2 separate regions of the Homo sapiens genome follow, and region 1 is linked to region 2. A link is an interaction called in ENCODE POLR2A ChIA-PET data of the cell type or tissue named here. Cell type or tissue: GM12878. All regions are shown on one strand. Links, peaks and the distances in the headings refer to the core of each region. The heading gives the core; the rest is flanking DNA. Region 1 overlaps KANK1 (KN motif and ankyrin repeat domains 1). Region 2 overlaps DMRT1 (doublesex and mab-3 related transcription factor 1).

The links. Peaks named below come from ENCODE experiments on the same cell type or tissue, not always from the same donor. Only the 100,000 strongest peaks of a DNase experiment are listed, where the experiment ranks them.
Region 1: POLR2A ChIA-PET joins it to region 2 with 5 read pairs; 3 of 35 experiments call an interaction of 5 or more read pairs at or near these places.

The regions. Positions count from the first base shown.
Region 1 is chr9:723,037-727,556 of GRCh38, forward strand. All of the region lies in intron 3 of KANK1 (KN motif and ankyrin repeat domains 1), which reads left to right. Among named protein-coding and RNA genes, the nearest start is that of KANK1-AS1, 40 kb to the left of the region's middle. In GM12878, for the core only: no CTCF peak of the experiment used is centred there; no DNase peak of the experiment used is centred there.
Region 2 is chr9:897,528-901,764 of GRCh38, forward strand. All of the region lies in intron 3 of DMRT1 (doublesex and mab-3 related transcription factor 1), which reads left to right. Among named protein-coding and RNA genes, the nearest start is that of DMRT1, 58 kb to the left of the region's middle. In GM12878, for the core only: no CTCF peak of the experiment used is centred there; a DNase peak (open chromatin) is centred at 2,174.

The DNA of each region.
Region 1 (4,520 bases), core at 267-4,266, 170 kb before region 2:
AAGAGTATGGGTCGAATTCAGCTGGTGAAGGATGGCGAATTTCCAGACCTGTAGGATGATCTAATTACTCCCTACTCACAGAGTTGGAGTAATTAAGTCACAGGACCACTCTGAACAGAATGGACAGAGTGGAGGAGTAGCTGAGAGGTAAAGTTCCCGCAGGCAAGATGAAACCTTCCACCTTGACCCTTGGATGCCTGCAGGAGGAGGTGGACCTTGATTGGAGAAGCTTTAAAAAGCCCTAGTTTACAAAAGTAAGCTGTGGTGAGAAAAATTATAGCACCTGGTATTCCTGGGTGACACTATCTGGAAGGGGTGGGAGGAAAGGCTTACCAGGTTGTTAGAAATGTTCTGTATCTCTGTTACAGAGGTGGTTACACAGGCGTATACATCTACCAAATTCCATCCGACTTACACTTAAAATCAGTGCATTTTCGTGGGGCATGATCACAAGCACCTGGGTCCTGTGTCCTAGCTACTCCAAAGGCCAAGGTGGGAGGATTGCTTGAGCCCAGGAGTTCAAGGCTACAGTTAGCTATGATCACATTCCATTGCACTCTAGCCTGGGTGACAGTGTGAGACCCTGTCTGTAATTCATTCTGTGCATTTTATTGTCTATAAATTGTGTTTGAATTTTTTAAAAATTTTAAGTTGTATTTAAACAAAGAGAACCTATGGATTAAAAGACTTTAAAATAATAGCAACCAATGGAAATACATGACTGGAATTCTGATGCAAACACCCTATTAAAGAAATTTTTTAGAGACTATTGGAGATTGGGCACAGTAGCTCATGCCTGTAATTCCAGTACTTTCAGAGGCCAAGGTGGGTGGATAGCTTGAACCCAGCAGTTCGAGACTAGCCTGGGCAACATAGTGAAACCCATCTCTATTAAAAATACGAAAAAAAAAAAAAAAGAAGCCAGGCGTGGTTTTGTACGTCTGTGGTCCCAGCTATTTGGGGGGCTGAGGTGGGAGGATTGATTAAGCCTGGGAGACAGGTTGCGGTGAGCAGAGATCACGCCACTGCACTCCAGCCTGGGTGACAGAGTGAGATGCCATATCAAAAAAAAAGACTATTGGAGAAATTTGAATACTGACTGGATTATGTGATAATCATACTTATCTTTTTTTAAGATTTGATAGTTTTAGCCTCAATGGTTTGCATTTTTTAGAGTTCTTTTAGGGACATATACTGAAATATTTATGGATGAAAATGATTGAATCTCTAGCTGTTGCTTCAAAATAATCCAGTGTGAGTGGGCAGAGGGAGTTATCAGGGAAACCAGATGTTTTCTAATCATTGTTGAAGCTAGTAATGGGAAGACAGGAGTTTATTAAACTATTATCTACTTTTGTATCTGTTTTATGGTTTCAATAATAGTCAAAACTATCATGTATTTGCATTTAAAAAGTCATTGTTGGTTATTGAAGAGGAAAATGCTTCGTACAAGCATTTCTCTACAAAGAGTGTTCTGGCGGCCAGGCACGGTGGCTCACACCTGTAATCCCAGAACTTTGGGAGGCCGAGGTAGGTAGGTGGATCACTTGAGGTCAGGAGTTCGTGACCAGCCTAGCCAACATAGTAAAATCCCGTCTCTACTAAAAATACAAAAAACAGCTGGGCGTGGTGGCGGGCACTTGTAATCCCAGCTACTCAGGAGGCTGAAGCAGGAGAATCACTTGAACCCGGGAGGTGGAGGTTGCAGTGAGCAGAGATCGCGCCACTGCATTCCAGGCTGGGCGACAGAGCGAGACTCAATCTCAAAAAAAACAAGAGTGTTCTGGCATTCAGTGATTAACTAGTGAGACTTTTTGGAGGCCGCTGCAATATTTTCTAAGTAATGATGAATGGACTTGGAGAAGGAAAAATGAAGATAAATGCCCTGCTTTATCTACTTTGCTTAAAATAAGTCAAAGGCACATTAGGCATTTCATATTTGCAGTTAGGGGACATCAAGTCACATAGTGTGAAACGTTGTTTGGACCGCTGAATTCAGTATTGTGTGTATGTGTGTTGAGGAGGAAGTTGGAGTTGTAAAGGAATCGTCCAGGTAGCCCCCATGTCCCACAGCTAAAGGAGAAAGCATTGTGCTGTTGATTTGGGGACAGGGGACTGTTCACCGAATTAGGAAATGTGAGTTCTCGTTCAGCTCTGTGGCCTGGGGCAAGTCCTGAACCTAGCTGGCCTTCAGAATCCTTAGCTGGAAGTCTGGAATTAAAAATTAGGTGATATCCCTTGAGGTCAGGAGTTTGAGGCCAGGCTAACCAACATGGTAAAACTCAGTCTCTACTAAAAATACAAAAATTAGCCAGGCATGGTTGTGCACACCTGTAGCCCCAGCTACTTGGGAGGCTGAGGCAGGAGAATCGCTTGAACCCGGGAGGCGGAGGTTGCAGTGAACTGAGATCACGCCACAGCCCTCACTCCAGCCTGGGTGACAGAGCAAGACTCTGTCTCAAAAAAAAAAAAAAAAAAATTTAGATGATCTCTAATGCCTTACATTGAATTTTTTGCCAGCTCTCACTCTTTTACTATAGCGTCATTGTTTTAAACCAGTCAAAGTAGACCACCTGCATCAGTGATTCTTGTAGGTGGTGGGGAATGTCAGAAATGCCATCACTTGGCCCCCATCCCAGAACTGCAGAATGATCTCCTGGCAGCATGTTCCTGGGAATCTGCATTTTAGCCAATGTCACAGGTGATTCTTATGAAGAATAGAACTCAGAGCAGTTTTAGGGCTTGTTATTCGTTCTTTTTCTTCATATTGCCTCAAAATACAATCAACACTTAAGCTGCTTTTCTTCTAAGAATCTAAGAGATTTCAGAGCTTTACTTTGAAAGGGATAAAGTTGTGATCACCTGACATTGTGAGTAGATTTAAATGTTTAATTTTTGTTAGTAATTTATAAAGTATAATTTAGGAAATACTAGAGACAAAAAGAAAAAAGTTATAGTAGCCTGTGACTCTTTAGCCTTAGCAAAGCAGTGTTAAATGGGTTTCCTGTATATCCTTCCATGATTTTTCTAATACATACATATGTAAATATAATTATTTACTAATGCCAGTAGGCAGCAATGAGAACAAAACCTCTTTTGTATTTTTTTTTCCCATGAGTCAAACAAAAGACTTCAGATTCAGATCAATTCTGGTGTGCTAGGGCAGGCCTTTCCTACAAGGGGTGGAGAGGCCAGCCTTTCTTCTCTTGGTGGGAATGGCCTGAGCTGTGTTGTGGGGCAGGCCGCTGATTTGTGTGATGTATCATTAGAGGGAATAAGCCCATTGATCTTTTCTAGTTTCCGTTAAACTTGAACTGAGAGGCCAGGCACGGTTGCTCACGCCTCTAACCCCAGCACTTTGGGAGGCTGAGGCGGGTGGATCACCTGAGGTCAGGAGTTCGAGTCCAACCTGGCCAACATGGTGAAACCGAGTCTCTACTAAAAATACAAAAATTAGCTAGGCATGGTGGCACTTGCCTGTAGCCCCAGCTACTCGGGAGGCTGAGGCAGGAGAATCGCTTAAACCGGGAAGGCGCAGGTTGCAGTGAGCCAAGATCGCACCACTGCACTGTAGCCTAGCAACAGAGTAAGACTCTGTCTCGAAAGAAGAAAACTTGAACGGAGACAAAAATTAAAAATAAGGCCAGGCGTGGTGGCTCATGCCTATAATCCCAACGCTTTGGGAGGTCAAGGCGGGCAGATTTCCTGAGGTCACAAGTTCAAGACCAGCCTGGCCAACATGGTAAAACCCCGTCTCTACTAACAATACAAAAATTAGCCAGGCATGGTGGCAGGTGCCCATAATCCCAGCTACTCGGGAGGCTGAGGCACAAGAATCTCTTGAACCAAGAAGGCAGAGGTTGCAGTGAGCCAGGATTGCTCCACTGCACTCCAGCCTGGGCAACAGCACAAGACAAGACACTCTCTCAATTAAAATAAAAAATTATTTACCAAAGTAGGTTTATTTTCTCCGTATTATTGTATGACCTATTTTTAATACACATCATGCTCATCTATGTTAATATTCTCCTATATCAAGATTTGTAATGGCCATATAGAATTCCTCTGTATAAATATACCAGTGCTTATATGGTTGTTTCTTACAAGCAGACTGTCTGCCTCTTTTTACTGTTTTAAACATGGAAACAATAGCCTTCTGTGTCTTTTTGTACATCCTTAGGATAAAACTTTTAGACAATTAAGTGAAATAATTTTTCATTTTTAAAAGTGATTTTGAACACAGTTAACCCATATTCACTATAGAAAAAATGGCAAATCCAAGGAAATTTTTTTTTTTTTATTAGAGTCTCGCTCTGCCGCCCAGGCTGGAGTGCAGTGGGACGATCTTGGCTCACTGCAACCTCTGCCTCCCGGGTTCAAGTGATTCTCCTACCTCAGCCTCCCGAGCAGCTCTGGATTACAGGCACTCACCACCATGCCCAGCTAATTTTTGTATTTTTGTAGAGATGGAGTTTCACCATGTTGGCCAGGCTGGTCTCAAACTCCTGACCTCAAGTAAT
Region 2 (4,237 bases), core at 1-4,000:
GCTGCAGTGAGCTATGATTACACTACTGGACTCCAGCCTGGGTAACAGAGCAAGACACTGTCTCCAAAAAAAAAAAACAAAATTAAGTAGATTTTGCATTCTACTATCTTCTCCCTATTATGTCGTTGTTGGTTTTTTCCAATTTAAGAATGTTTTAAAATCATGTTTGTTCATTATAACTGTCTCCTGAGAGCCACCGCGCCCGGCCTAAAAAATCTATTGAGTTCTTGACTGTTTGTTCATATGTATTTTCGTTAGCTACCTCAGATCCCCTTTGTAGCAAGATAGGGTATAAAAATACATATGTTAACTATTATCAAAAGACTGACATGCGAATATGGACCAAGTATGAATGTGTATGGATTGATTTCTGTATCTTTGGGGAAGAATTTGATGCCCTTAGGAAATAGAAAACATAAAGTATAGGTAAAAATGATAATGGTGCAAAATGCGTTAAGACATAGATGTTATAAAGAAGTATTAAAATTAAATAGTAAAAATCTACAAATAATACCTTTAGCTAATGTTGAAGGGAGAGAAACTGGATGGCTCACTTTTTAACCAGAGTCGTTTTTCTTTTTTCTTTTGTTATTGTTGTTTTTCTTTTTTTGAGACAGGGCCTCACTCTGTCATTCAGGCTGGCGTGCAGTGGCGTGATCTTGGCTCACTGCAACCTCCACCTCCCAGGTTCAAGTGATTCCTGTGCCTCAGCCTCCCAAGTAGCTGGGATTACAGGCATGTGCCACCACGCCCGGCTAATTTTTGTATTTTTAGTGGACATGGGGTTTCACCATGTTGTCCAGGCTGTTCTCAAACTCCTGGCCTCAAGTGATCCGCCCACTCGGCCTCCCAAAGTGCTGGGATTACAGGCATGAGTCACCGTGCCTGGCCCAGAGAGGTAGCAGAAGTGTCAGGAACAGAGATCTGGATGGCAGTCTTTTCCTCACTTCGCTTTTTCTGCTGTTCCTGGAAGGCTCTCTCACTCTGCTCTTTGGACAATGCCTTGCCCCTCTTGGTGGCAGCTTCCTAGGAGAGGGCAGAGTCGGGGGCTCTTCTTTGGTTGCTGCCCTGCTTTTCTGTCTTCTTTGTAGAAGGTGCCCCACCGCTGCACTTGGAGAGCACCTGTGCTGTTCTCTCCTGACTGATTTTCTTGGTGTGAAAATGGCTCAACCTTGAGGCCAGAATGTGAGGTTGGGTCTTCAACTACTTTCTTGACTGTGTTGCTAAGGCCGGACTCTCCTCCTAACTTAACCAGATGGAGTCATCTTTTTATTAGCTATCCTGCCTAGTAGGATGTAAACTCTCTTTTTCTTTTTAGATTGTGATACAAATTTGGGTAGTGTGGACATTTTAGCCATATTAATTCTTACAGCCCATGAACATGGAATATCTTTTCATTTATCTGTCTTCGGTTTCTCTCATCAGTGTTTTATAGTTTTCAGTAAAGAAATCTTTCACCTCTTTGATTACATGTATTTTTTTAACTATTGTAAATGGGATTGTTTTCTTGATTTCTTTTTCAGATGGTTCACTAGTCATGTATAGAAATGCTAACTAATTTTTGTATGTTGATTTTTGTATCCTGTAGGATAACTCCTTTCTGATTTATATCAGAATCAAGAAAGATTCAAATCTTTCTTCAAAAAAAATCAATATTTTAAAAAAGAAACAAGAAAACAATTTGTATTAAAACCAACAACTCCTTTTTGATTCCTAGAAAAAAAAAACTGACTCTAGTGGAGATCGTCATAACTTTTTAAAGCTAGAAGGAATTCTTAGAGATGAGTAGAAAGGGTTTCGAATTTTTATTGTACAGTTGAGACTTCCTGCAAGCCTCCCTATAAAAACAAGCAAGCCACGAATAATTACTGAGCACCTACTAAGTGCCAAACCTCCTTAAAAAATAGAGCAGTCTCCTAGCTCGGCATTCCAGAATCTTAAGGCTCTTTTGTGTAAATGCCCTGCCTGCTGAGAGCTGCTTTTAATTGCTTCTGGTCTGCCTCAGCCTGTGTAGGAGATTTGTGGCCCAATCATAGATTCCTGTCCTGTTGTGAAACAGGAATAACATTTGTGACACTGGAACAAACTCACAATGAATGGCTGGTTCCGCTGACCAGCAGCTCAATTTCACTTCTGCATTTAATTGCCTGCAAAAGCTGTTTATTGCCTTGTGCACTCCTCCACCGCAACATTATCTCTTAAATAAACATGTTGTACCAGGTTGACAAGGGAGAGGTGCGTATCGAGTGAGCAGAAATAAATATGGGAGGACTCTGAGCTATGCCTCGGATCTCCTTTCAGGCCCTATGGCAGGCGCCCTCTTGACTGCTTTTCCAAAGCTTGTGCCCCCAGATGTGTAGACTTACATTCCAGCCACGTTTAGGGTGTGGCCAAATGGCAGCACTGGCAGTTATTTCGTTCTTTCTGGTGGTTATGTGGTCTCCTCTGAAGTGTTTTATGGTTGTCCATTGACGATAAGGCACCTCGAAGGAATGCATTCATGTCTTAACATGCTTCCAGAGCCCACCATGTGCTGGGGATCTACCACTGAACAAAACACAAAAATTGGGAAAAGTGAGTCTTGGGAGAAGGCTGCTATTTCTTGATCCCTGGAGTTGGGGATTGCCTAAACCTTTCTACAGGTAGGAAGGAAACCGCGTTCTGGCATCTGGAGCTTGAAGCACAGAAAAAAGTGCCCCCTTGTGAGTGTTCCTGGCCCGGTGCTCCAGCACCTTCTGCCTGCTGAGGGTGGAAGGGTTGGGAAGGGCACTCAGAAAAGCCAGTACCTTTTCACTGCTTGTCCGCCGTAAGGAGCAGCCAGACAGGCTCTCGTTTTCCCACTGCCCCCCCTTTTTTTGTTGTTTTTTAAGTGTAGCTCAGCATCAGAACAACCTGTTTGTTAGCTTGAAAGAATGGTCAAAACAAGTCACTTTCCAAAGTATCTGCTGTGTGGGGGTGGCCAGAGCACTCTCTGCAGCTGTGCCATATTTGTGCTGTAGGAAGGCGCAGTGAGGGTGGAGCCATGGGAAGACAAGGCGGAAACCTGGCTCTCAGGAGACAGTTATGATGAACAAATATGATTTTAAAATACTCTTAAATTGAAAAAAAAACAACAAAGACATAATAGGGAGAAGACAGCAGAATGCAAAATCTACTTAATTTTTTTTTTTTTTTGGAGACAGCGTCTTGCTCTGTTACCCAGACTGGAGTGCAGTAGTGCAATCGTAGCTCACTGCAGCCTCCAACTCCTGGGTTCGAGTGATCCTCCCATCTCAGTCTCACGAGTAGCTGGGACTACAGGTGTGTGCCACCATGCCACACCTGGCTAATTAAAAAACTTTTTTTGTAGAGATGGGGGTCTCAGTGTGGTGCCGAGGCTGGTCTTAAACTTTTGGCTCAAGTGAGCCTCCTGCCTCAGCCTCTAGAAGCGCTGGGATTACAGGCTTGAGCTGCTGTGCCTAGCTCTACTTCAGTTTTTTTTTTTTAATTATTATTATTTTTTAATTGAGAAGGATCTTGCTCTCTCACCCAGGCCAGAGTGCAGCAGCATGATCTCAGTTCACTGTAGCCTCCACCTCCTGGACTTAAGCGATCCTCCTACCTCAGCCCCCTCAGTAGCTGAGGCTACAGGCATGTACCACCACACCCAGCTAATTTCTGTACTTTTTGTAGAGATGGGGTTTCACCATGTTGCCTGGGCTGGTCTCAGACTCCTGGACATTCAAGTGATCTGCCTGCCCTGGCCTCCCACAGTGCTGGGATTGCAGGCATGAGCCACCACGCCTGACCAATTTTTTGTGTGTTTGTTTTTTATTGTGAGACAGAGCCTCACTCTGTTGCCCAGGCTAGAGTGCAGTGGCGCGATCTCGGCTCACTGCAACCTCTGCCTCCCGGGTTCAAGCGATTCTCCTGCCTCAGCCTTCCAAGTAGCTGGGATTACAGGCCCCTGCCACCATGCCTGGCTAATTTTTGTATTTTTAGTAGAAACGGGGTTTCACCATGTTGGCCAGGCTGGTCTTGAGCTCCTGACCTCAGGTGATCCGCCTGCCTTGGCCTCCCAAAGTGCTGGGATTATAGGCGGGAGCCACCGCGCCCGGCTGCCTGACCAATTTTTAAGACATAGTAGGAGACTTCACATGAGTTTTTTTTTTTGCCACTGAGCTCCACGGTCAGGTTTCCCAGGATGATGTGCTCTGGTCACTGGAAACTCCTGGGAAGTTCTGGATGGAGAAAGCGG